Regions from separate parts of the Homo sapiens genome. Here all the other regions are linked to region 1. Evidence: chromatin loops called from intact Hi-C (ENCODE). Cell type or tissue: endothelial cell of umbilical vein. All regions are shown on one strand.

What was found. Peaks named below come from ENCODE experiments on the same cell type or tissue, not always from the same donor. Only the 100,000 strongest peaks of a DNase experiment are listed, where the experiment ranks them.
Region 2: it touches region 1 in a loop (7-fold over the local background); 31 of 110 quality-filtered maps call a loop at or near these places.
Region 3: it touches region 1 in a loop (2.8-fold over the local background); 4 of 110 quality-filtered maps call a loop at or near these places.
Region 4: a loop joins it to region 1, with 9 times the contacts of the local background. A loop is called at or near these places in 4 of 110 quality-filtered maps.
Region 5: it touches region 1 in a loop (6-fold over the local background); 31 of 110 quality-filtered maps call a loop at or near these places.
Region 6: a loop joins it to region 1, with 9 times the contacts of the local background. A loop is called at or near these places in 27 of 110 quality-filtered maps.
Region 7: a loop joins it to region 1, with 4 times the contacts of the local background. A loop is called at or near these places in 49 of 110 quality-filtered maps.

What each region holds. Positions count from the first base shown.
Region 1 is chr7:15,718,840-15,722,839 of GRCh38, reverse strand. The region is part of intron 3 of LOC101927558 (a long non-coding RNA gene); the gene reads right to left. Among named protein-coding and RNA genes, the nearest start is that of LINC02587, 32 kb to the right of the region's middle. In endothelial cell of umbilical vein, a CTCF peak has its summit at 1,760; DNase peaks (open chromatin) are centred at 1,109 and 1,759; H3K27ac peaks cover 219 bases.
Region 2 is chr7:16,060,155-16,064,154 of GRCh38, reverse strand. No RefSeq gene overlaps it. Among named protein-coding and RNA genes, the nearest start is that of CRPPA-AS1, 150 kb to the left of the region's middle. RefSeq lists a silencer at 1,437-1,731. In endothelial cell of umbilical vein, no CTCF peak of the experiment used is centred here; DNase peaks (open chromatin) are centred at 684 and 1,714; H3K27ac peaks cover 2,226 bases.
Region 3 is chr7:15,560,510-15,564,509 of GRCh38, reverse strand. AGMO (alkylglycerol monooxygenase) reads left to right here and starts at 2,495. Exons shown (of 13, transcript NM_001004320.2): 1 at 2,495-2,790. The coding sequence starts at 2,665. In endothelial cell of umbilical vein, no CTCF peak of the experiment used is centred here; no DNase peak of the experiment used is centred here.
Region 4 is chr7:15,503,059-15,507,058 of GRCh38, reverse strand. The region is part of intron 3 of AGMO (alkylglycerol monooxygenase); the gene reads left to right. Among named protein-coding and RNA genes, the nearest start is that of AGMO, 57 kb to the left of the region's middle. In endothelial cell of umbilical vein, no CTCF peak of the experiment used is centred here; DNase peaks (open chromatin) are centred at 2,428 and 2,948; H3K27ac peaks cover 1,751 bases.
Region 5 is chr7:16,069,439-16,073,438 of GRCh38, reverse strand. No RefSeq gene overlaps it. Among named protein-coding and RNA genes, the nearest start is that of CRPPA-AS1, 140 kb to the left of the region's middle. In endothelial cell of umbilical vein, a CTCF peak has its summit at 1,990 (motif pointing right); a DNase peak (open chromatin) is centred at 2,008.
Region 6 is chr7:15,303,526-15,307,525 of GRCh38, reverse strand. The region is part of intron 12 of AGMO (alkylglycerol monooxygenase); the gene reads left to right. The region is part of intron 1 of LOC124901592 (a long non-coding RNA gene); the gene reads right to left. Among named protein-coding and RNA genes, the nearest start is that of AGMO, 260 kb to the left of the region's middle. In endothelial cell of umbilical vein, a CTCF peak has its summit at 2,322 (motif pointing left); a DNase peak (open chromatin) is centred at 2,305.
Region 7 is chr7:15,323,884-15,327,883 of GRCh38, reverse strand. All of the region lies in intron 12 of AGMO (alkylglycerol monooxygenase), which reads left to right. Among named protein-coding and RNA genes, the nearest start is that of AGMO, 240 kb to the left of the region's middle. In endothelial cell of umbilical vein, a CTCF peak has its summit at 1,673 (motif pointing left); a DNase peak (open chromatin) is centred at 1,643.

The sequences.
Region 1 (4,000 bases):
ACTTCGAAAGAAATGTATAAGTATTTAAAACTTTGAGGCCAAGTTTTCATTGTCTTTCATTAACCACCAGTAACAAGATTATATTAATGTGAGAATGACTAAACCTATAGGGATATTCACTTAGAGTACTGTGTTCGAAGATACTCACAGATTTCTACACAGTTCTATACATCTTTACTTATCTCATCTCTAATATAGCCCTGGGGATTTTTAGAAAAGAGCATGTAATGTCAACTTGGTATTCAAACTGTAAGCATCAAAGCCTTGGGAACTATCAGGTTATCAGTCTTTACTAGTGAAAACATAACAGGATTTAAGTAGAGCTACTCTAAATGGTTCAGATTACATTTAGGTAATATTTTGAATGAGATGAAGACGGAGAGATTTTCACCCAAGTGACTAGTTTAAATTGCCTACATTTGTGTACCAGATTTTTGTGTGTGTGTGAAGTCAGCTAAGGGTATAAAAATTTTTCTCTCCAAAAAAGAAAAAGCTCTTTATGTTGCTGATATCCAAACAAGTACAAACTAAATATTCTTTCTCCCTAAAAGATAAAAAAAAGAGGAATATAATTTCTGGTTCTTTAAAATACTTCCTGAAGTTTTAAAAGAAGAAATCGACCAAATAAGGCTTTATGATTTAACAAATATAATTTTTGTTTCATTTGCAATCTATAATGGAGGTTACATGTAAAAAAAAATACCTTGAGGTACATAATGTTTACATATTTTTACTATTTATGCTTATAAATAATTTTTTTTGAATCCTTAGAGTAGATCCTAATGCCACAGCCAATTCAGTTACCCATAAAAGCATTTGTGCTTCATCTTGGAAACATGCTTGCTCCTCAGCCTCACCAGTTGCACTGGTTCTCAAGTTTACATGGTCTTTCCTGCTTTTCCAATTGGGTGGTAGACATCTTGGGCCTCAAAAGGACATTTATTTCAAAATGCTCAAGTAATTTTTCTGCTTCTGTCAGAAGAGAAGGAGGAAGAGGAAGAAGAGGAGAGAAGGAAATGAGTGAGTGTGGAGCCAACTGACTGTTGGTTTTGGACAGAGAAGCTTATACCACATACTCATGAGAGACTGTAATGTCTTTTAACTAAAGCAGGGCTTCAAGGTAAAACAGAATAGTGCATTTTTCATTCCACAGGCTCCAAACCAAACGACTACACCAAAACAGCTTGTGGTAATGCTTTAATGATTTAGTAACGTGTCGTTTCAATTATTTCCATTTCTGCAAGAGAAAAATACAGACTAACCCCTAGTGTTTTAAATTGCAAGCTCAAATCAGTGCTAGGATAAAAGATAGAATTTTTCTGGACCTTAGGATACCATGAGAACGCCAGTGAAACAGGAAGTCATAAAAGTATCCACTGCATGAGATACCAACACAGTTAGAAGGACATAGACAAACTATGGGCACTATATTTTCCTGGAGAACATATTTGTAGTGATGAAAGGAAAATGAACTTTGAGATAGTAATTAGCTTAGGAAGCTATATTTTTCTATGCCACAGGGATCTAAAAATAATGATTCAAGGACTATGGGATTATATTCTTTTGGTTAACTAGAAATCCCCTATATAATTTATTATGAGGACATAATAAAAGTATTAAATGAAGAATTCAAAATAAAATGTTTCATATATTAGACACCATTATATATTGTTTCAGAAATTGTTTTGGTTACTTAAAATCAGAAGCTTTGTTTTAGAACTCGGTTTTCCCTTGCAGTTTGAACTGTGACTGGTAGATGGCGCTGTCAGGATGTGATTCATTGTTACGTATAAAAACATTCCTTCTTCTTTTCTCAGAAATTCAAAAACAAGTTTCATATTTGCAGTCTGGTGGGGAATGTTCTTAGCTAGAAAACATACCGAGAATTAATTTTCTAGAAAATTCTCAGAAACGTCAATATATTTTGGAAATTACTCTTGGGTGTTTATTGTTCTAGATAATTAAGTTGTCTATTTCTGTTCCTGACAGACTCTCACTTCTCCAACACTTAAGCATATTTTCCAATTATTCTTTTTTTAACTTTTTAAAAATATTTCTCCCCACATTTAGGTCTTTGTGATGAATCAGAAAGATCTTGGAAGCAGAGGTTCTTTAGGGAACAAGGCCCTTTGAGTCTGTAGCTATAAATTTATTCTTTTCTAGTGCAATTTTTCCATTCCAGAATATCTAAACCTTGATTTAAAATCATGCAGTGCTAAAAAAGGATAATAAATTGTGCGGCAGAGCATTTCTTTTTCTCACCTTAAATGGTGACATCGATTTTATTCACTTGCTTGAGAGGTTAATTAATAATTTCAAAACAATAGTAAAAGAGATTCTGAAGTTCCTAGGAAAATCAAGTAATTCAGAAGGAAAAAAACCCAGGAACAAAACAAGGAAATGTATCTTTCAGGTTCAATTTCCTTAGTGTTGTAGTGGTGGAGTCAGCCATTTTTATGGTTCAGTCAACACAAGTTCAAAACATCTGACCACTGGAAAAACAGGGATTTTCCACATCTACGTATTATGGGTCATATCTTGAATAACAACAACAACAACAATAAAACACTCCTTAGACGTTTGTTCCTAGATCTACTCTCTTATTAAAAATTGAAAGTTACTTGAAAGAGTTATGCCCTGCTGTTTTATATTCTAAATGTAAACTATAATAGTTTTAAAAATGTACAAATACAATATTTTGCAAAATGATTTGGTTCAATGGATTAAAAAAATTGACAGTGTTTCTCAGGCCCATTTTTTCTGATGGTTATAGCTGAAAATTTCCACAAAGGCCATCTAAAATGTTTAGTTTTTAGATTGACATTTTATGTTAAAAGCAAATAAGGGATATTCTTAAAGGTAATGTCTATGTCCTCTCTTTTCTCTATAAAACTCACATGGTATTTAACGCAGGCCATGCATAAATCTGTAATATAAAACAAAAATAGATAGCTGAACATTGTGACTTTTACTTTAAAGTTCAATTCTGGGAGCATTCTAAATATTTTTTCCTTGCTAAAATTAAGAAAAGAAAAAAGGTAGAAACATTTAAAAAATTACGTTGTCTAAATTAAGTATATCATTAGAATATTCTCTTCACCTGCAGAGATTACTTTTCTTTCCAAATCACTCAAAATACATTGTATTATCTGGATGTGTTCTTAGTCAAATCTATCATCTTTAGCATCTGCTATGTTGACAGAAATGTTTTACAGTGTGAAATGGTGGTTCATATTTATTGCTGAGAATTGTATAGAAGTTAAATTCCCTTAGGGAGGCAAGAATTTGGGAACCCAAATATATATCCTCTTGCATCAGAACACTACTGTGGGAAAGAATGAGACAGTCTATGCTTCTTTGTTTACAGAGAGCCACAATCTTTTGACCAGATTTTAAATCAAGTCAATGACTTTCAGTTACCCATTATGTTTCTTTTTCTTCTTTTTCTATTGTGATAGCATTTTTTGTTTTCATGGGGAGGGAGGATGATCAAAATTGTTTCAACTCTGTTTGAAGATTTGCCATCACGGTATAATGGCAGTTGTAAATCATGCACGTTGAGAACGTTCGTATCTGTATCAGCCTCAATACCAAAACCCGAATGAGCTTTTCTCCTTCAATCATAATAATAAGAATTTTACAAACTCTCTGATTTGGTCTGTTTACCGTCATTTGTCTTTATAAAAGGAGACTTACTGTTTGGAATATTATTTGCTTAAAATAAGAGTTTTTATGTTCTGATTAGTTCAAGAAAATCTTTTTTATGGTTTAGTGTATCAAGTATAATATTGAAAATATTAATATTACACTGTTAAGGGGTAATGGGAAATGCCCAAATATCTTTGAACCAAACTTTCTTATACTAAAATATTGTATTTTAAAATATTCCAAATTTAAAATCAAAACAAATAATTAGAATATGACAAGAAGTCAGAAATTCAGCTTAGTGCTTCTAACTGCCCACTGGTATTTCTTCAACTTATCAATATTATTTTGCCTC
Region 2 (4,000 bases), 340 kb before region 1:
TCTTGTCAACTATCTTGCCTTTCACAGCCTGACTACACAGGGACGTTTACAGCCTTCCAATGGTGTCTGCCAGACCTAGGTGTTATGCACCATACCTCCAGGGATCATTACCATATGGTATTTTAGGAGACGACACAGTTCATTTCAATGCAATTCAAATGAGCAGATTTCTTTTCTTTATTACACCATTGCATTTGGCGGCAATCCACCAGAGGCAGAGCCTAACTCTCAAAGGAATACTCTGCCCACTCTGTCCATTTAACTTGAAAATCTAGTCGGTTGATCACACATGTGCAACAGATGTGTGAGCATGCGTAGCGAAAATAAAAAATAAAAAATCCCAGCAGTGTACTGTGGGAAATGTAGCAGAACTACTGGAAAACAGGGACACAAAAAAGTCTGGTACTAAAACTTTGATTTTTGTTGTTGGAAGGGCAGTGCTTTTTATTAATCTTTCCTGCCTTTCTTGGGCGGAAAAGGTATACATTTCCATTATTATTTTGCAGTGATTACTCATGTAACGCTGGTAAGGAAAGTTTGTTCATTTTCACAGACTTCATCTTGTATCGAAATAATTCTAAATATTTTGACCAGATTTTCTTGGGCCCCTGCCTCTCAGGAACTGAGTGTTGGCACACTTCCACTGAAAAAACCACCCATTTACAAGAGAGGATATCAGAAATATACATCCTTTCATCCGTGCCCCACAGGCTTACATGGAAGGAGAGAGCACCAGCTGTTTTTCTCATGGTGAATAAGGGTTACTTGGGGAAATCTCTCTTCCTGTTTTTATATGGACAACTAAATTGTTGCAGAGCCAGTTAATTTTGGTTAGGTCAACAGCACAAGGTTAATTATTGGAACCTTCCTCTTTTTGCCTCTGTGAGAGTACAATATTAACATGAAATAGAAGAAAATGTAATATAGTGACTTATTCTAGAAGTGCTGTTTATTTGGAAAGTGTTTTTATTATACTTTCAAAGATTTTGCACATACTCAACTTTGTCTTCTAGGAAATAGTGGAAGAAGATTTTGATATGAAATTAGATTCAGAAAAAATTTTAGAATATGTTAACACATTTAGAAAAAAATGTATCACTTTTACTTTATAATGGGAGTATGTTTTAAAAGATAGAACAATTGGCTAACCTATGAGAGAACTTTGAAGTTATGTTTTCCTGCTCTCTGTTACACCTCAATTTGGCTTGCATGATTTTATACCTTTATCTAAAGGTATGTTACAATGTCACATTTTCTTTCTAACCTTGGATTTAATTAATGCATCAAAGGGTACATGGGTTGATTTATTTTCATGTATTATAGAATATTTTTATCCAGCTGTATAGTATTATAGAATTGCTTTAGAATAAAGCAATGATATCACTGTTGATATATTTCACTTCTGACTTTGGATTTGGTCAACATTACATATGGAAGGAGAAACCTACCCTGTATTGTTACGAGGATGGTTTTTCATTCATATCCTTATTGCTCTTAATAAACGTCCCAAAGAAAAATATTCTGCAGCAGCCACTCATAAAGAAGCAGAAAATGGCAAAACCACAGCATAGGAGGAAACCTATGTGAAAACAGTGGTTGTGTCTTCCTGGATACAGAAAACAAATAGAGCTTTTGAAAAAGCTTGCCAATAGATGCCTGCCAAATAAAATATTGTTTTATGAAGTCAGGAAAAAACTAATTTTAAAGGTTATTGTAGGTTATTTGTGGTCACTTCTGGTGTGCATACAGCATGATGTCATCCTGAACTCTTCTCTATTTATATTTCAGTCTTAGAGGTCTTTTGTCTAAGACTTGATCTCAGCTACTAGAGACATCTAAAATGCTCTTATTATTTGATACTCATAAAAATCTAGTCTGAAAAAATTAGACTAGGAAGAGAGTCCTGGCCAAGTCCAGACAAGAAATCATTCAGGCAGATCCATCTTCTGAAATCATACCTACACTGTAGACATCTTCACGGGACTCATTTGCTAGAGAACTTCTCAAGTGATTGTAAAGTAGCCATGTGTCCAAATGGCTCCACTAGTGAATTATTGCCTTTGAACGGGAGTAGATGGAACCTATGCCAGAGACATCTCATTTGAGGAAGGGGACCAGGGGATCCCGTGGGCAGTCCATTTTCTTTCTCCTTCTGAGTAGATGTAACCTATATCTCTGGTATCTTTCAATTTGCTTATGTGACCTCTTGCAGCAAGTTCTCTTCACCCTTGTAGTGGGGCCAATTCTTTTTTCTCTATGGGATTTTTTTTTTTTTTTTTTTTTTTGTCTTGGAAAACCCCTCTTTGTTGAGGTAGTTCTCAGTAAACCAGGAAATGTCAAACACTGGTTGAGGACAGACTAGATAGCCAGTGAGATGTTAGCAGTTGGAAATGGAGGAAGCAGAAGAGTGTCTTGAGGGGGAAAGAACCCACAGCATTTGGGTATTAGAAAAAACATAAAATGTAAAAGAAAATGCATGTTTTTAGTGGAAAGATGACACATTAATAGCCATACCTAGATAGACAGCTGACATCATTTGCATCATCCTCAAGTGTATTCATTCATTCAAAAAATGTTTTCACACGCATCTAGATGTACCAGGTGTATTGGTGTTAGAGAACAGAACAAAATGTTATATTTAATATAAATATATAAAATAAAAAATAAGTCATACAGTAGAAGGCATTAAGTGCTATGGGAAAAAAATGAAACAGAGAAGGGTATGGAGTCCTGGGATGGTGGGGTTGTAATTTAAAATTTGGTGGTCCAGTGACACCTCACTAAGAAGTTGACAGTTGAGCAATGCATAAAGTTGTGAAAGGAACAAACCATATAGTCACCTTCAGGGGAGTATTGCAGGCAGAGAAAAAGTAAACAAAAGAGACCTGAGCCCAGGGGACACGTGGTGTGTTGGAGGAACAGCACACCATATGTACTATGCCGGCCAGCATACGTACACCACAGTACTATGCTGGCCAGCATAAGTACGCATCACATACACACATGTGCAGACACACCTCTCCCCTTCGTACATGTAGGTGCTTCAAAATACCAGAGAGATTTAGAGCAAATACTTCTTCAATAACACAATTTTTGTCACTGAATGCAAAGGGATACCATTCATAATTTAGGTTTAGCTAAACTTTGGAAAATCTGCTTTTTGCATGAGAATGGAGCATTCAGCAAACCCAGTGAGCTGAAAGGTGATTCTCAAGTCACCGCCCTAAGTCAGCAACTGTCAGGTTAGAGAACATATTGGTGTGTTTGTAGTTATTTGATCATTACAGTGATTATATTGTGCTAATGTTTAACAGTATATTAAGCACTCCAAACCTATAAACAGATTTTATCATAAGATTGGCAGTGATTCCTTACTAATCCTTTCTTTTTGGGGAGCCTAGCCTGAGAAATTATTTCCTCATCTCTCTTTGCATAGCTTTGTAAATGACATAAACACAAGATTCATTCAGTTCTGATGAAGTAAGACTGCAGAGAATAAGTAGGACAGGACATAGGAATACATGGTGAGTCAGCAAACAAGATATAGGAAAATCAACAGTGGGACATTAATTATCCCTTTCATGCAATTCTCCATCACACTGAACACTTATCCACCAACATGGGATAATTTTAGGAAGATGTGATTTGGGGTTTCTGTGTTCCTGGGTTGCAATGTGCTGGGGAGTAATCTCTTGAAAAGAAAGAAGAAAGAATGAATTAACTCTGGCAAGAAGGCCAGACGCAGTGGCTTACAACTGTAATCCCAGCACTTTGGGAGGCCGAGGTGGGTGGATCACCTGAGGTCAGGAGTTCGCGACCAGCCTGACCAACATGGTGAAACCTCGTCTCTACTAAATACAAAAAATTAGCCAGGCATGGTGGTGCATGCCTGTAATCCCAGCTACTTGGGAGGCTGAGGCAAGAGAATCACTTGAACCTGGGAGGCAGAGGTTGCAGTGAGCCAAGATTGTGCCATTGCACTCCAGCCTGGGCAACAAGA
Region 3 (4,000 bases), 160 kb after region 1:
GCCCTACTAATACAACCTTCTCCATTTGTCCCTACAATTTAACAATGGTAGTGGCTTCCTATTGGTACTAATCTCTAGATTACCTCTTTGTTCCTGCTTGGTTTTTTACTTCTCCCATCATCTATGTAACAACTTTTTTCTTGTATAAAATTGCTTCTGCTTTAAAAAGTTAGAAATAATTTTGTTTTGCTCATTGAAATGCACACACACACTTTTGCAGCCAGTAAAAACAACGAAGAAAAGGCTGTACCTGTATAATCATATACTAAAAAAGAAATGTTCCTGGTAAGTTATTGACTCCAAGAAGGAACTTGCTGTATCTTATGTTTGATAAGGTCCATTGCAAAATCGAACCATTATGTGTATATAGAAACGTATTTGTATAGTAATAATGATAATAACTATCCCTTTTAGGAAAAAACAGATATGGCAAAAAAAAAAAAAAAAAAAAACCCCACCAAGAGGATATGTTATCCCTATGAAGTGAAGTGCAAGGTGTGCATATATTGAGAAGAAAGGATGCTGCCACTTTTGACTTTATATACAGCTATATTGTTTGTATTTTTTTCTCTTGTATCACATTGTTAATTTCCAAAATTGTTTTGAAAGCAGGTAATAAAACAGTATGCCTACTATGATCATTTTTATTAAATTTTTTTTTGTTTTTGTGACAGAGTCTTGCTCTGTCCCCCAGCCTGGAGTGCAATGGCAAAATCTCCACTCTCTGCAACCTCCACCTCTTGGGTTCAAGCAATTCTCCTGCCTCAGCCTCCCGAATAGCTGGGACTACAGGTGCCCATCACCACACCCAGCTAATTTTTGTATTTTTAGTAGACACGGGGTTTTGCCATGTTGGCCAGGCTGATCTCAAACACCTGACCTCAGGTGATCAGCCCGTCTCGGCCTCCCAAAGTACTGGCTGGGATTACAGGTGTGAGCCACCACGCCCAGACACCTTTATTAAAAATTAATGTCCATATGTACTTATTGGTAATGGGAATGGTCTGAAAGGACAGTCAATTCTGCTATAACATGTGCTTTGAGATTAAATTTGTTCCAATGTGATTAATATACCAGAAAATAATTTGAGCATACTGCCTATGCTCATGTGTGATTTTATTTTCAGTGAAAAAGAGTAGTTGAACTTTAAAAAACTGAACTGAAAAACAGAAAGGCTTAGGATGCACAAAATACACCCACCACTTATAGTAACACCCTCACTTCACCTGTGTGTTGTGAGCCTTGACACCCATATGTCATATTGCAACTTTCTGTCTGATTTCAGATAACCCACATTTCAACAAGCTAAAGTAACTTGCAGTTTGCAAATCTTCCAATGCCTAATTTCCAAAACAAGTTTCAGGTCTTTTTCAAGGTAAAGCATCATATTTATTTTAGTATTTATGTATATCTTAACCATGTAACGTGTGAAAGTGTGCTACCATTTTTATTAGGCTCTCATCCTTTTTTTCTTGTTCCTTGTGGGTCATTATGAAGTTTTTGAGTATTTTACCCTAATCACATTTTTTCTCACAAGTCCCGTGGTTTTTATTGCACAATTTTGTACAGTATAGTGATTTTTAGGAATGGATATATCACATTATAGCAAAACTGACCATACATGTACCAAAATGTTAATAGCGTTTTGGGCAGCTTATTATTGCTTATCTATAGTTTCTATATTTTTCTAAAACAATCGTGCATTGATACTTTAATTAGATCTATGTAAACATCTTTAAATGATGAAATGGCAGCTAAAGGATGATTACAGCTGTTTTGGGTAAAGAGCTGAGGCTATTCTGGCAAGCTCCACATATTCACTGGTAATGTAATAAATTAAGTGCCTTCTAATCTACTTAAAAGGTACAATCACTTAAGCTCTTTCTGTAAAACAGAAACAGGTCTCACAGCAACATCTTGGCACCTTCTTTAATCAGAAAGTTCCCATAAGTACTAAGAAGAATAGAGAAGATGTGACTAGCCAATTTTCCATTAAATAATGTAGATTATGTAATAAGCCAAATGCCCCTAAACTGGTTGCAAACATTCAGAAGTGGTAATAACATGATTCAGATACAGAAATATAGATAGGCAATAAGGAGCCAGATATTCAGTGCTTACTGACTTTCAAGCTATTATTAAGTAGCTCGCCTATACACAGTCTCTGTAGGAAATAAAGAAACTACAAGCTTGAACACATTGTAAATTTCTAAATGAGGAGAAAAAAAGGTTTTTCTATGTGACTTGATGCTTGAATTTCTATCCAGTTTTTCAGAGTGAACATATACCTGCGTTATCACTTTTTTCTTTCCGAGACACTATTATGATGTTTTTTCTCTTCTTTTTTAAGTAGTAACTTGCTCCACCTACAGTCAAACTGCACTGTATGACTTTGATTTGGGTATGAGTCCTCTTTTCCCTCCCCCACATGCCCTGTTTCTGGCCCAGCGCCCACTGAACTCTGTACTTGTTCTTGATCCTTGTATTTTCCTGTCTCTCTACACAGAATCGGCTGTTGAGTGTGCTCTCAGTGGAGCTTTGGTTTTAGCTGTTCTCTGACAAAGAGCTTGTTCTGAGCTGCACATCTCGTCCTCTTTGTTCAGCCTCAGGCTTCAAGCATTGAATCCTAAATATTCTCCAGCTGGGAATCAGACAAGGGCAGAAATGAAGAACCCAGAAGCCCAGCAGGATGTTTCAGTTTCCCAGGGATTTCGCATGTTGTTTTACACGATGAAACCCAGTGAAACTTCATTCCAAACATTAGAAGAGGTGCCTGATTATGTAAAAAAGGTGAGACTTTATTGGAAGAGGCTACTCTTATTCTTGCTGCTTTCTTAATAAATGGTAAGGTCAATCTCCTTAGGGTTTTGTTCACTTTCATTATTCAAATGATTACATTCTAATAATAATAATTCAGTTTCTTAAAGGCGTGAAGCAAAAGTAGAATTTCCACTTGAATTTTCTTACAATCCATAGCCATCTTCACCTGTAAATTCCCTCTTTTATATGTCACTCCAGAATATGACAAAAACAAAAGTTTAAAGTTTTCCTGGACTCCATGGCATTGTAAATGTAGCTATTGGAAGCTCAATGACAAATAGTTACACCACATCAGTAAACTTTGTAACAATTTCATTTTTAAATCTTTCACTTGTCCACCCCTTCCAGGGAAACTATTTCCTCTTTCATTTGGTAGAGTAGTTCAGCAGAATGAAGGATATGCAGCTTGACCAGGTCCAGCTCTGACTTCCTAAGTTTGAATTTGACCCAAGTTTTCTTTGAAACTCTGAAGTGCTCAGAGGCACATTTCACTTCTGGTTCCTGGCTATGATTGGAAGTGGAAATATCCAGAATTAGAACTTGAATACTGAAGTTCCCCACCCTATCAAAGTTATTCCTACAACACTCACTAGTTCATGGCAGAAATAGAAAAAAAATGACATCATAGAATATGTTATTGAGAGTTCAGTTTAGAAAGCTTCAAAACTCATGATTAGCTTCCAAATGAGTAAAATCCGTATCTTTTTCAAGATTAGATATTACACTTTCTTTCTGAGTTTTTAAGTTAAAAAAAGTGGCACTGATATCTTCATAAATTATTATTGTTTATACTGCAATATCAAACCAAATTCAATGCTCCATCACCAATAGTGGAGCTTTCAAAACATCTCTTATTATGTGAAACAAAAATCAAAACCAAATGAATAAAATCTGAATCATGTTTTAAGCAAACATGTAAAATTACCATATTCTCTAAAATTCTAAGCAGAAAATTGTCTCTACTCTTTGAATTTCATCATTAGAAATAGTTCTGGTAAGTCTAATATGAAAAATTAGAATTATGTGCATCTTTAAGGAAAGCCTCTTGAAGTGGGTCTAAATTATACATGTAGAGACAATAGACCTCTAATTATCTACCTTATTCTAAATGTATTTTTTAAACTAATTTGGAAGATGTTCCTCTTAATCTTATAATATTATAATTATCGTGGTTATATCT
Region 4 (4,000 bases), 220 kb after region 1:
TGTTTCTTTTTTAAAAAATAAAGCACCATTGTCAATAGAATGATGGAAATTTTATTTCCTTTTCTTTTTAAATGACCCAGCCAGATCTTTGGTACATGAGACCACAATTCTTTTTTCTTGCTCATTTTAGGAAAAATTAATTTTCTTTAACTTTGGGAGAAAGGGGTATGGTGGGGTAGCTCTCTAAGTCTCACAGCATTAGAGCTCTTTTTTGTTGTTTTTAGGGACTCTCTGTCTCTCTCTCTCTGTGTGTCTGTGTGTGTATTTACCTCATCTCACACTTTCTGAGATCTGGCTCTATATTTTGTCCCACTTTTATCTGAATCTTCCATTTCCTATGTGCTGTAGCAGTTTCTGCATCTACAGTGGTATTGGAGTTAATATGCAGATGAAGAAGACTATTTCAGGTACAATAGAATTGCCAAATAATATTTGAGAAACTTGGCTTTATTTTTGTTCTTGTTACACAAACAAAGATATAAAAGAAAATACTGAATTGAGTTTCAAAACAAAAACAGTCATAAACACACATATAGTATGAGGAATAGTTATCTATCAGGGAGTAATTGTCCTCCAGGAATAATGCCGATGTATGGAATAAAGACAAACGAATGTTAGTATCATAAACACATAGAGGGCAAGTGCTGTACTGTTTATGAGCATGGCCTCTGCAACTTGACCCTTGGGGTTTGAATTTCTGCTCTGTCATTTAGAATCTGTGTAACTCGAGCCAGTTTCTTAACTTACCTCTGCCTCAGTTTCCTTATTTGTAAAAAAAAAGTAATAGTAATTAGAAAGGTAGATAATGCATATCATTTACATTCAGTTTCTGGCACAGAGTAAATGCTCAATTATGAAAACTTTACTCAGTGTATCTTTGGAGGTTTTGAGCAATATTCAAGTATCTGAGTTCAAAGTCTGTTTCCAAGTAAATTGAATAATTTGACTCTACTTTTGAATGTTAATAAAAATAAGGGAAATCACTGTTCAAATGTAAATGAATGTTCTTTCTAGGTAGTTTTGAATTTTATGAGATCAAAATTGTATTTTCTGGTTCTTTTCTAAATTTGCCACTGTGGTTGTCTAAACTTTGGCAAATTGCCAATTATGTAGGTGAACTCTTCATTTTAAAGTACTGAATTTTGGATCATGCTGAAACTATTAAACTTTAAAAAGTCATCAGAAGACTCATCTGATAGTAATTTTTGTTTTACTTTTTTTCTTAAAAACAGAAATACAGAGTCTATTTGGATTTCTTAGACTCTGTTATTAATAATTTAAACAAGGAAAATATTTTTCAAAAATTATGAAGAAACAGAAATTATCCAAAATATTTTAAAATTATGTCTGCATGGGAATTTAACATTAGTTTGTTTTTTTCAGAAGTAGTCACACTTGTTATGTTCATGTTATGTTCTCTTTGTCCCCAAGAACAAAAACTCAAGACTTTTCACAACTGTGTAACAAAAAGTAGAGGCCAATGCTTATTTTTGTTTATTTTAATAATAGGAAACGAATCGAAGGGAGAGTGACACAGACTTTGTGTTCATTAGAATGATATAGGAATAACATCTCCCTGCTTGGTTGAGTGGCAAGGAGTAGTTTTAGTTGTATGCCTGAGTACGCACAGATTTCTCTAAATTCTCCTGCCTTGTTGACTGCATTTCAACCAGACAGACACGTTTTAGCTTTGGATTCTCTTACATGAATACAAGGTCTCCGTCTCATCCTACCTTGGCTATATGGCCCATCATCTATACTACTCATAAATCCTGAGGACCTTGAGAAGAACATAAAGTAAATAGCCTTAATTTCTTAATCCTGTTATTTTAAGTAAACATCATAGCTCTCTTTGTGAGTACAATGTAGTAATTCCATCTATTCGTATATCACTACATGAAAAAATGTAGTAGTTTGGCAATAGATGATTTGACTTGAAACGTGGATAAAATCAGAGGTACAGATTATTTTGGGGCAGCAAGCAAGTTTAATGCTGTACATAATAGTCATGAAATTAAAATTGGCATTACAAAATTGAAGACCTGGAGCACACAAGAATTCTAAAGAAAAAAATACTTCAAAGATGAAAGGGGAATGATTACTGATGATATTTTATAGTATGATAACTAATAATTTTTTGAAAGAGATGAACATTAAACTGACCATTTCACATTTATTGAGGGAATATTGAGAAATGATTTGAGTCTTCAGTTCCAGATTAGGGACATTCTTCTAGGACTCATGACAGGATGTTTTCCCTTAACCCTTTTTTTTTTTTTATTTTAACTAGAAAAGGAAAAACCTTTCTTGCCAACTTTTTTTTTTAACCCTGTCTGGATAAACTTGTATCCAAGAATGTAGTTGTTAGAAAGTACTGTTATCTATTTAAAACTTACGGAAACACTTAATTTTTAAGGCAACATTAACTGAGGTTGAATTATGGAGCAATTCCTCCGGAAGTTCATGTCAGAGGAATGTTATTGCCAAATAAATCCACTATGATCAGTTGAGCGACAGTGAGTAGGAAAAGCACTTAAAATAATTGGACACTCAGGAGTACCTTTCTAAAAACTGTTGTGACATGTTAGCTATGTCACTTCCATTAAACCAGTGGGGGTTTTGAGGTTGAAATTCATCTTTACAGATTAAAGGCTTGCTTCTTAATACGCAGCACTGTAGAAACCATCAGAGAAGGCCAGGCTTGGAACATATCAAATGTTCTTTGGAGAGTAGTGGCCCTAATTTTTCCCTCCTCACATTTATCTTTATAAAGTTTCTAGTTACAAATTTTGATGCATTCAACTAAAGAAGGAAGGAGAAGATATAGCATTTACATTAGAATTTATGCATTAAAAGCATTATTTCTGCAGTTGGTATGCTGGGTCAGAAAATAACCATTGCCTTTAAAAAACAGTTTCCTTATATTACATCCAAAAATGTATTCTTTTTAGATCTCCACTCCCTCTACTGGTATTAATTGGATGACTAAGTTTCTCCTTAAAGGACTAGAGGGCTTTTACATAAACTGTGTGGAATTGCCTCTGTCATTGCTTTGAGGACAATTCAAGACATAATGATTTTCAGAATTACGCAGAATCAGTCTCCCTTTGTAACCTGAAAAATAAAAGTATGTTTACTTTACTTATTACAGAGTAAAATATGTTTTTATCATTTTCTAAATGAGGGCATGAAATGGGATTCACTTTTTCTCAGTGATTTCAGAAAAAAGTTTGCAGTATTATCAGAGACTATGAGTAAATGCTTATGTTCCTTGCATGCCCTGACTCATGTTGTACAAATAAAAAGTGCTTCTATTATAATTTTAAGTCTATTTCAATGACATTCAAATATAATATTTGTGTTACGCCATTCTTGGAAATATGTTAATACATCAATAAATGGTTTAAAGATGAATGGAATACAGACAAATGGACGCCAGTTATTTCTTCTGCAGCTCATATTGATTTATTTCCCTGGGATTATTTATTCTTGGATTATTTCTTCTTGACAGATTTAACTTTTCATGGAGATTTTCTGTTTTTCTTCTGCTACATAAATTTCCATTTTTTTGTTTAATTGTACTCAACTTCCTATTAGACTTAGAATTAATGTCCTAAGCCTATTTTTTAAATAAAAATAAGCAAGCCTATTCTCAAATCCCTGCTCTGTGACCCAGCAGCTATAATGTATTCATCTTTTAAGGATAATTTATTTATCTTTTTTCATCCTACTTTCTTCATCTGTAAAATCTGGATAATAAAACCTCCCTCTCAAGGTGCTTGTGAGCATTAAGTGACACAATGTATGCTTGACACCAGCTCTTTGTTCAACAATCATCTCTATCCCAGATTAACAGGTGTACCTTCTAACCTGGCTCATCTCATCTATCCAAGTGTCTTGTGTGGAGTAGGTTATAGAGGAAAGAACTGAATGAATACATGAATTGAAAAAAAATGAATGAATGACTTAAAGTGGTGGGTCAGTTTGTCTCTAATTTGTC
Region 5 (4,000 bases), 350 kb before region 1:
TCAACTTAGTTGTAGGTTCTGTGCCAACTCAGAGAGACAGGAAGATTTTTTCTGCTCAAAGGGTATATAATATAATGGTAGGAATTTGAGGAAAAAAAGTCTTTATCCTATTTTTCAGCTTTTTTGAGGTATAAATGACAGAAGTTGTATATATTGAAAGTGTACAGTGTGATGTTTTGAGATACATTGTGAAATGATTACTGTAATCAAGTTAATATCTGTATCAGCTCAGAAATTTACCTTTTGTGTGTATGGTAAGAAGACTTAAGATCTACTCACTTAGCAAATATTAAGTATATATTAGGTTGGTGCAAAAGTAAGATTAGTAACAATATTATTAACTACAGTCAGCACAGTGTACATTAGGCCTCCAGAAATACTCATAACTGCAAGTTTGTGACTTTTGACTAATGTATCCTTGTCCCCACCCCTGCCTGACCACTGGTAACCACTCATCTACTCTGTTTCTATGAGTTAAACTTTTTTTTTTTAGTTCCATATATAAGTAAGATCATGCAGTATTTTTCTTTCCATTTCTGGCTTATTTCACTTAGTATAATGTCCTCCAGGTCCATCCACATTGTCACAGATGGCAGGATTTCCTTCTTTTTGAAGGATGAATAATATTCCATTGTATACACATACCATATTGTCTTCATTCATTGATGGACACAGGTTATTTACATATCTTGGCTATTGTGAATAACACTGTAATGAACATGGGAGTACATATGATACTTCAAGGTGGAGATTTTATTGCCTTTGGATATATACCCAGAGTGGGATTGCTAGATTATATGATAGTTCTATTTTTAATTTTTTGAGGAACCTCCAGTTATGAACCCTTTTATTTTTATTTTTTTGAGACAGAGTCTTGCTCTGTTGTGCAGACTGGAGTGCAGTGGCGCAATCTGGGCTCACTGCAACCTCAGCGTCCCGGGTTCAAGCAATTCTCATGCCTGAGTTCCCCCGAGTAGCTGGGGCTACAAGTGTGTGCCACCACACCTGGCTAATTTTTGTATTTTTGGTAGAGATGCGGTTTCTCTGTGTTAGCCAGGCTGGTCTTGAACTCCTGGCCTCAAGATGATCCGCCCACCTTGGTCTCCCAAAGTGCTAGGATTACAGGTGTGAGCCACTATGCCTGGTAGTATGAACCCTTTTAAATTGGGAAGATGAATTCGACCATCTGGTGAGATAGACATACCTTGAGTCACTTTACTCTGACAAAATCTTGCTGTTTTTTACACATATTTTTGCTTCACCCTTTGAGCGGTGAGTCTTCTGAGGCCTTTTAGGCTTCACACAGGGCTCTCCTGCTGCTGTGGGCTAGCAAAAATAATAAGTTGCTCGAGATCTTCCATGAAATAGAAATTAATTATATAGTTTCATACAAAGAGAAAAACATTTTAAAATTTGAATTAAACATTGTTGGGGCATATTTTCTACGCTCAAACTAGTGTCTATGGGATTCAACACGCAGTTTTGGTTGTGATTGGCAATGGCATATATAATGGCAAAGAATATAACCATTTGATGTTTCTAATTTCATGGATTATTAATAATGCATTCTTATTTTGTTACCCCTGCCTGAAACAACCTATTTTAAAATGGCTTCTTAATGTTACTGATTTTCACATTTTTAGTAGCTACTCTCGTTCTGAGATATTTTAAAAATATACCATGAGGATTGGCAGAATGGGAAAGAGAGTATACTCTTCCCAGTTTCTTCATGAGGCCCAAGAATTACATGGTACAAAGAGTGGAATTTGGATTTATTATAGACGTAATTTCCTAACAATACTTATATTAAGATAGAAACGGTAGCTTTCCTGAGGGAACGACACTTAGGCAAATCATAAGCTGATTTACTCTAGAATTTCTCCATCACAGGGTAACCTGCAAAGAACCTTCCCATTCAGGAGGGTGAGAATCATGAAACTCAAAATGCACTGGCGCCTGCAGGGAGGTTGCTGAACTTTCCATTTAAAAAATGCCCACTAGAGGGAGTATAACATCATAAATTCCTTTTGCTTGTTGCCTTGCTTCTGGTAAACTGGCAGGAAAGCAAGATTCGAGTGCAAATATCTAGAATCTTTTATATTCTAACTTTTTCTCATTCACATTTTATTAAATATTCTGATGAGCAAAGAAAAACTGACAGGAAAAATTAGTATATACTATGTAACATTAATATGTTTATATGTGAAAATTCAGAATTTAAAATCATTGTCTCGAAATGAAATATAGATTATTTGCATCTAACAATGTAAAGCATCTTGGAGTAGGAGAACGCTTCATCAAATTATGGGGGGTTTGTTGTTGTTTTTATTTGCCATGGATATGATTAAAATATTTACCTGTTAGTCTGTCATTTTCTGTTACAGTGTTCCCAGATAAACTTTTTTACTGGGCAACTGTTTTGTTTACATAGTAGCAAAATCAAATGTTTAATTCTCAAGTTTAAAGCAACAATCTGCTACCTGCCTTAGGAAAAATAACAGTTAGTATTTCTCAAGAGTAAAAGCACTTCTCCTAGAATGAATGGCCTGTATTTTAACTTTTTTTTGTATTTTCATTAAATATTTTATATGTTTTTCCTGGTTTCCGTAAATTGAAATACGGTCAAATTCTAACATAAGACTCCAAGTTCGATTTTGGATTGCACTTTTTGTGTTTGATCATTTGGAGATAAACTAAAAATAATTTCTATAATTCATTCTGAAACATTGAGCAATGAAACAGCATTTTCAAAGTTCGAAAGGAAAGTCTTTATGAAAAATCGAGATGCTATTAGCTCCTTATATATTAAAGTACATTTTAAATTTGAATTTACATAATTTTCAGCAAGGAAAAAAGCACATGTATGGTTATTTCAAATTTATTTTTAATGAAAAAACTTAATTTCTTATGATCTTAGCTGTTTGAAAACCATTTCTAACTGATTTCTTTTTTTAGTTACCTATTGTTATTATCAGTGGCCACAAGAGTTTTTCACTAACTCCTCCAGTTACTGAATATTGCTTCTTCTATTTAAATGAAAACATTTTTGTTCTCTTTTCCATTGCAATAACACACACACACACACACACACACACACACAGACACACACACACACCTTTGCAATTGATGTGTCAACAGGGAAACAACAAAGTTATTTTGATTGTACATTGCCGTTTAATAAGTGACTTGGGATATGGCTGCTCTTCACATACTTTTTTTACATCTGCCTCTCCTTTCCTGAATGATTTTAGGACTAGGTCGGCTCCTTCGTTACTCCCCTTTGTAAGTAAAACCATACCTCCAACCTACCTCAAAAGCCAGGCTTACCCGTCACATTTTATTTTACTTATGTTTAGAAAAGTTCAGTATGAAATTAGCACATATTGGTTGTAGATAAATAAAAACATGTAAATTGTACTGAAGGATAACGATTAAAAGGTAAACAAATATTTTTTCTCCTTCCCTTTGACCTTGCTGTTCTCTGTGCAGGTTGAAATCTCTTCCAATATTTTCTAGCACATGCAATCCTGTATATAAACAGGTTATTATATATGCATATTTCCTTAATTTTTTTATAAAAATTGGGTCATATGAAAAATATTCTTCAGTGGCTTGACTGTATTTTTAAGATGTTTCCGTGTCAGTACTTACAGAAGTACTTCATTTTTATGGTTGCATAAAATCCTATCTTTTATTCAGACTCCAGACTTCTATTAATATATATTAAAATTGTTTCCAGTATTTCATTATATCAAATAGTGCTGCAGTGTAGAAACTTGAATAAACACCTTTGGATTTTGTGCTTTTTCTACATTTTTATAAATAAAATCTGACAGATATTGAAAACACAGCTGGCTTGTTATTATTTAGATTTTATTCATGGCCTGACTACCTCCACAAAGCTTTTAAGATGTCTGTGTTTTATGTTGTTCAGTGTCTCTGAAAGATATTTACTTTTATCAAGAAAACATGTTGGTTGCCAACAATCAGATTTCAAAAC
Region 6 (4,000 bases), 420 kb after region 1:
CTAGTATACTTTACTGATTTATTTCAGAACATCCTTACTAGTTTTAAAACAAATCAACTAGAGTCCTGTTCTTTTAGAGTTTAATTGATTAGCCCATCTAAATAAAGTTTTATTCACCACTGGCACTGTCACTTTTAGATTAAATATTTTGAACTATATTTATAAGTAATGGTAAATGCCTATTTTAACTTTTTACCATGTGATAAAATTGGTGATTCAAGGTTTCTTCCAAATAGATGGGCTTGGCTTTTGAAGACAAGTCATGTCAAACAAGGATTCCCACGTTTTATGGCCGCAGAACAGTCTGTCATAAGGGAATATAAATTATGTCCTCACCTCTCACAAGACTGTTAACAACTAGATAACTAGACTGGATAATAAGATATTGTAATATATGAATGTCATCATCATTACTAGTAGATTTGTCCTATTAGTGATGGGTGAACTGCAAAATTACAAATGGAAACTTATTTTTTGGAATCACTTTATAATTATTTCGTTTTTGAATAATTTTAAGTGTAGATCTTTGTACAACTTTCTATATTAAAATTCACCAAAATTCAGTATGCTTTAATGATTATTTCTCATGATTGTAACGTATGCATTTAATATTGCAAACTATTTTATACAAAGAGTTCATTACCTCTGTTATGATTATAACTTATTGTAATAATATTTTATACACTAACTGAATAATTTATGTTTCTCCAACAGCCCTTTCCAATGTGGCATACTTAGCATAATAAAGTAGAAATCTTAGTTTAGGGACATATTCCTCAGCCTATAAGAACTAGTACAATCTAAAATAGTAGGTGAAAACTTAAATTGTGCTAATTCTAAACATTAAAATCTAACTATTTGAAGCATTAACAATCCTTAATAGTGCCATAAACCATATTAACTTTTTAGCAAGGTAACACAAATTGCCATATTTTGTAATGCTTTTTTTTTTTTACACAGTCATATTCTGTTATAAGTGAAATTGGGCTCCAGGCCAAGGAGAACTTTGGAGAACTTTTAAGTTTGAGTGACTGTCTCACAGCTGGAAACCACCCCAAAGTGCATTGATTGCAGAAGAATATGTTTCCTATTATCCAGTTCTCTACCAAACTATTTTTTTGTAGCTTGAAAATAATAAAGATTTTGTAAGCCCCAAGGGGTCTTTTTGATCCATGAATGAAGTTACCCTGGATTCATATAACTAAAATCTGACTTCCTTTCAGCCATTGAAATTCAAAACCCTTTCCATTTATTAGTATGAAATAAAAAAAGACCTTCAAAAATGTCAAAACGTTGCATTTAATGAAGTCAATGTCAGTGCATGTCAAAGTTTTGATTCCATTTAAGATGAGTACAATGTGATGTGAAAGGAAATGTAAAGTGAGTAATGGCAGTCGGTTAATTAAAGTAGATATTGAAGGATGCAATCTGTTAGCCTTTAAATTATTCTTTAAAGTTTTTCTTAATCAAAAGATACACTTTTTATAGTTACCATAAAATTTATGTTAGTCATATTTAAATGTTTAGAATTTATGAATTACCAGAAAAAAATAAGATACTTGATTTTTTGGTTGCTTTAAAATTTTGTTATCTGGAATTTTAAAATGAAATCAGTCTTTAAAAAAAGATTTGTTCTTTTAGGTTCGTTCATGTACCCATAGTGCCATTTTACTAATGATTCATTACACATTCTTAGTGCCTTTCTGGAGGAAAAACAAGTACAGTTCACAGAATCTTCCGTATGATTTCTCTAGAATTCTAGTCTTCATTTATAATGACACAGTAGAAACCGAGTTGCTTATATAACTATAGTACCCTAGTAAATTAGTTGCATGTCTACAGTAAAATCCAGATCTTCTTTACAAATTCTAGATCAGATATACAGCCAAATCATATAAATATATATATAGGAATGTAATTTTGAAGTAATTTCTGTCAGAGTAAAATTATAAATTGTTACTCATATTTAATATAACCATTCGACTCACAGGAAGTAACTACAGAAAACACAAGGTTTAAAAACTGGCACAAAAACTCATTTTGCCAGGTGAAAAGAAATTGATGCAACATGTTGAACTTTGATCATTCATGTTTCACCAGTGAACCCAGATGCACGGAAAATACTTTACTCAAATTGCTCACAATAAGTGCCAATCCTCATTTTTCCATATCAAGGAGAGATGGGGATATGGAAAAATATACAAAATTGGCAGATAATCTTCAAACCTTATTTTAGGCAATATTTTTCACTTCCTGTCCTATCAAACTTTTTTTTTTTTTTTTTTAACCAGATTGCCTGACAAGGTTGCCTTGTCCTTGCCCCTGCCTGCCCTCTGGTGGAGAATAGCAGGATGGTAAAAGGAAAATAAGGAGAAAATCCATGGTGAGATGATGAATAAGTACCTAAGATAGGTGCTACCACAAGTTACTGGATAATCACTTCTAGTAACACTTTTATTTATATATTTCAAATATAACTATATATTCTTAATATTAAGTTTGATTTTAACTACTCAATGTCAACTAGCTCATCCTGCTTTGAGATGGCAGGAGGGAAACCCTGGGGGAAGGGGGAAGCAAGAGAAAATTTTTATCCAGTGTGCTCTCCAAGATTTAACTAAATCATTTGTTATAGTTGACTTTCTTCTTAAACATTGTGTGTAACTGAAAGAATAATAATAATGCCTCAGATTTTCATGAGAATATATGATGGTGGGCTTAGAGGAAGGCTTATCATTTTCCAGTTCTGTATTTTTTAGTTGACAATTTACTAGTAATTTCATCTCCATTCATGCAGACAACATCCTATAAAATAAATATGTCGGTTTATTTGAGTTCATTGGACTGTTGACAAATCATGGCCCTATAAAGTACGAATCAGGGACTTTTGAAACAGATAAACCGAACCCTTGACTCATAACGAAACTGAATAAATAAGATTTTTATTACAAATAACTTGACAAACCCAAATCTTTCCACTTTATCTTCCTTATATTTCTGTAATAAAACTGATGTAACAAACCCTAAATCACCACCATTTAGTAATAGCAAAATTGAAAACTCAAAAATTTTCAGTTTTCTTTATACCAACAGATTTGAGATTGTACCCAAAATTTCTGTCCTGGTTTGGCCTTGAATTTCAATCCAATTCTTCCCTTCCACAGCTGTTTGCTGGGTACGCTGTTATTAAATAATGGGGCTCTGTGGAGAAGACCTCAAGGGAGTTGAGGGGATCGAGAGAGCTGGAGAAGAGAAAGGGATGAAAGAGACTTTAAAAGATGAAACAAATGTTAGGAGTTTATGTAGGTCAAGACATTTAAAGTTAACTTTCATTTGTATTGTAATGGGGGAATTTTCCAGCTATTAATATTTTGAGCAGAGAGCCCACTTATTTCATAGAATAAAAAATTAAGAGGATGCCGTCAAGCATTGCATAAAGGCATTGACGTGGCATTGTTATATGTAAAAGGACTGAAAATTGAACTAACACAAGTTTGTTATTTTAGACTTGGGCCTCTAGGAGTTCATGGAAAATCGTATTGGATATTTTGAGCTATTAGAGATATACCCACAGACCTATTCTCTTCCAGGTCTATATCATGATTTTAACGATAAAAGTTTAAGAGATTATCAGAGAAAGAATTGATCCTCACAATTAAACACAGCAACAAGAATATATGTGTATGTGCTGTGTGTGGGGGTAAACATACAAGAGTATACATACATGTATTTCCTTGTATCTTTCTTTTCTACCAAACATTTCTAAAGTCAGGGCTAACTTAATATTTCATTTTTCCATAGCTTGTATCAAGTTCCCCATGCTCCACTTCCTTCTTCTGCTTTTTAGCACCTTCATATTCCTCACATTCTTTTATGGCAGAGCACAACTCTCTCACTTTTTCTAACAAGAAACACACATTGCAGTTAAACAGCCGAGGTCATCCCCATGCTCGCGTCACAGGTCAAGCAAGATCACTTACATTTTTTAGGGGGTCATTTC
Region 7 (4,000 bases), 390 kb after region 1:
CTGAGGTGGGAGCATCACCTGAGGCTGGTAGGTCAAAGCTGCAATGAGCTGTGATGGCAACACTATAGCCACTGCCCTCTAGCCTGGCAGCCTGGGTGACAGAGTGAGACCTTGTCTCAAAAAAAAAAAAAAAAAAAAAAAAAGAAAGAAATCAGTTTATCATTTTTTCATGAAAACCTCTCTTTCTCTCCCCCTCAGGGCTTAATTACATATACCCTCAACGTAAATAACCTTCCTATATAGTCTCCCATTGTCGTTTATAGTTCCCATATCACTGTGCTATAGTAGTCTCTTTTCTAATCTCCTTTTCTCATTAAACTCCTAAATTTCTCAGTTGTCTAATATTTATGGATGTGTGGTCCTAATTTGGTGGCTGATGCATTCTAGGTGTTGAACAAATGATCTTTGCATGTGAGTGAATGAAGCTCCAGAAAGATGTCTGAGACTCAGCCCCAGTCATTCCTACACTTGCTGCTTTTCTTTTTTGTATCCGGTTCCAAGCATGCCTTTTGGTAGCTGATTAATTTGCCATATCCCAAGATGTTTGGTCTTCTCCAACACTTATTTCTTTTTCTTCATGGAAACCTAGCCCCAAGCATTTTCTATTTTTAGCTGTCTTTCCACTAAATGCAAATATAAACTAGAAAATATCAAATAGAGGTGTAGTAGATGAGTCCAAAAACATTTCTTCCAAAGAACAGCAAGTTGAAAACCGAGCCAGGTTATGATGCCTGTTCTGGGAACGTAATTAGACCTACTCTTAAGCTCAGAGGGTCACTCATTGCACAAAGGCTTCGTAACACAATATGGGATTCAAATCTCTGCCTTCACAAAATTACAAATATTATATGTTATGAACTTTCAGCATTGATCAAAAACAGAACAATTTACATTAAGACAAAAAATGCCAAATTCTAGCCTCTGGAAAATGGCAAACTTTGCAGCAGCTTATAAAACTTTACTGTCTTGGTTCTGGATCTCTAGTTTGGTAATCTTTTCCAAGATAATTTCTGGAAGTTTAATTATTAATGGCAGAGGGCACCAAATCTCTGTTTTTGTTTTTTTCTTTTTCGCTATGCCTTTTGTACATAGACTTCCCAGAGGCCTAAAGATGAAACAAAATGAATGGTATCTGTTTGTACCAAGTTAGCCATTTGTATTTTTGAAGCTTATATCCATTTCATAGGTATTATGGTATAATTCTGCCATGGGGAGAGAAAGCCACTTCTTCATGTGAAATTACTGTAAGCACACGTAAGAGAAATATATGGTCAACACCAAGAATGAATATTTCATTAATCAGTGGGTTCAGAAAAGAGTAAGGCAAGAGGAGCTGGAATAACCTTAAGAGCATTAGTAAGCATCCTTGAGAGGCCTTCCCAAAATAGGTAGAATGCGAAGAGGCAGGCACAAAAGTTAAGAGGTCTGTGTATTTTATGTGATGGAAGATCTGTATTCAGGAGGGAGGATTCTAAAGAGAAGTCATGTTCACTTTTCATCAATTTACATTTTGCCAAGACGCTATATTCTAAAAAACACCTATCATCCCTTACCCCTTTCAGGTTAAACTGATTATATGTCATTTTCAGTAAGTAATCAAATACAGCCAAATGTAAACACAGTGGGAGTTTTGCCATATAGATGCCTGGGCTCCATCTAGTGGTAAAAGTTAACTGTAAGTTTTATCATTTTCCTTAACCCCCCCTTTAATTCAAATGTATTTAATAAATAGAATGTGTGTCTTGAGGAGATCATAAATTAAGTTTTATATTTTTTCTAAGAGTAATATCCCAGTTTAAAAAAAACCTGTATCTATTATTTAATTTAGCACTGCTTCTAATGAGAATATTTCCTCTGCTTTATAAAACTTGGCTTAGTTACTGCAGTGACTGCTCATTTATAAACTTTTTTTATTCTTTGGTTTGTTTCTTCCTCTTGCTCTCCCTCTCCTCCTCCTCCTCCGTCTTCTTCCTCTTCTTTTTGTCATTAAAGGGGACAGAAACAAATTGCGAACAACCAAGTCAAGATGTCATAAATTGCTATAGTAAAATGTTGTATAAAAGCAAAAATAATAAAACTTCCTATTAAGATAATCCTAATGAAAAATTAATATACAGGGTTCAAAAATAATTGGATGACAAAATTTGGATGACTCAAAAGTAAAATGTGAGCTGATAAGGTACAATGCTATATTTTCAGTTTAAGCATTTTGCTTTTTACATGACATTTCTTTTAAAGTTTTGAGTTATTTTTTCTGTTTCAACCATTTTCCTTTTTGATTGTTTATATTTTAAAGGCCTGATGTGCTGTTGAAATAGAGTCCTTTTGTATGTGTGCATGTATAGGTGTGTAATGTTTTATTCTTCACCAGTTAGCTTGGATGTAAATTTTGTGAGAGAAGTTTGTTTAAAAAACAACGGAAAATAATTAAAAATAAGCTTTTTAAGGTTAATCTTAATCTGACATGCCCTTGAACGCTCACTGATTAAATAATTGCAGATAATATTATGTATTAAATTTTACAAATAAAATTATTAAATGTAGAAATGCTAATATATAATTATTTAGATATGTGTGAAAGTACATATTTGATATAGTGAATACTATTTATTAGCCTTTAATGCCTTCCAAGTAAAGTCACGATGCAGATATATAATGCAAGTTAATTTGGATATATAATTTAAACATGACTGCATGAAACTAAATCTATCTATCCAGTATATATTTCTCAAAACGTGAAATTAAAATCAGGTATAATAAACAAAGTTCTTTTTATTCAAATGTTACTTACCAATAAGAAACAATTACAGGGCTTCCTGAGGGGTTTTCAAAGCATGTTAAAAATGTTAGGTATTTGAATTTTTTAAACTCAAAAATTTTTTTTTAATTTTTAATTTTACTTTGGTTTGGAGTGGCCTACAGAGATTCACTAGAGCTGGGGTCCCCAACTCCCCAACCACGGACTGGTTGGTGGCCTATTAGGAACCGGACCACACAGCAGGAGGTGAGCAGCAGGCAAATAAGCATTACTGCCTGGGCTCTGCCTCCTGTCAGATCAGTGGTGACATTAGATTCTCATGGGAGCTCGAACTCTATTGTGAAATGCACATCAGAGGGATCTAGATTGCGCAGTCCTTGTGAGAATCTAATGCCTGATGATCTGAGGTGGAACAGTTTCTTCCTGAAACCGTATCTTCTCCCCGACACCGCCCCCCACCATCTGTGGGAAAATTGCCTTCCATGAAACATGTTCCTGGTGTCAAAAAGGTTGGGGGCCACTACATTAGAGGACAGACCTCAGGAGTGAGGGAGATGAGGGGGAGAAGAAAGGCAAAACCCTGGGGCCTCTGGCCATGTAGGGGTCTGAAGCCAGAGAAAAAAAGAAATCAAGAAGGCACTTCAGGACATCTAAATAAGAACAAGAAACCAAAGCTTATAAAGAAAATGCCTTGAGAGATCCTACTGTAATAGTAGGAATAACCCAAGATGGGCGCTTTAAAAGATAGAACATCAGCAACTAGGAGAGCTGACCTTGGGATCTGGAACTTACAGGATTGGGAGACAAACACGTGGGGACAGGGTTGCCTGATACCAACGTCTAAAAGTCTGAGATACTGATGCAGTTTTCTGTCTCAACTATGGCACACACCATTATTATTACTGCCTCTTTGTGAAAGTGAGTGAGCAGAGCCTGGTCTGAAGGCCAGTTTGTATTAGCTGAGTGTTGGGTTGCTGCGCTGGAGTAATACTGATGATTGTCTGATGGAAACATTGGCTTAAAGTAGTCTTATTTTTACTACGCTTGTATCTCTAATACATTGTTACAGCAACATATGGTAGTATATAGAACAATTACATAAATATGCACTTTAATACAAATTACAGTTTTAAAGAAAGCCACAGTTTCAAAATAGAAATGTCTGCGGCAAGCTTGAGTTTTAAATGTGGCTTACTCTGAGGTAGTAGCAAGAACATTGACGTTTCAAACCCTTGCTTGCAG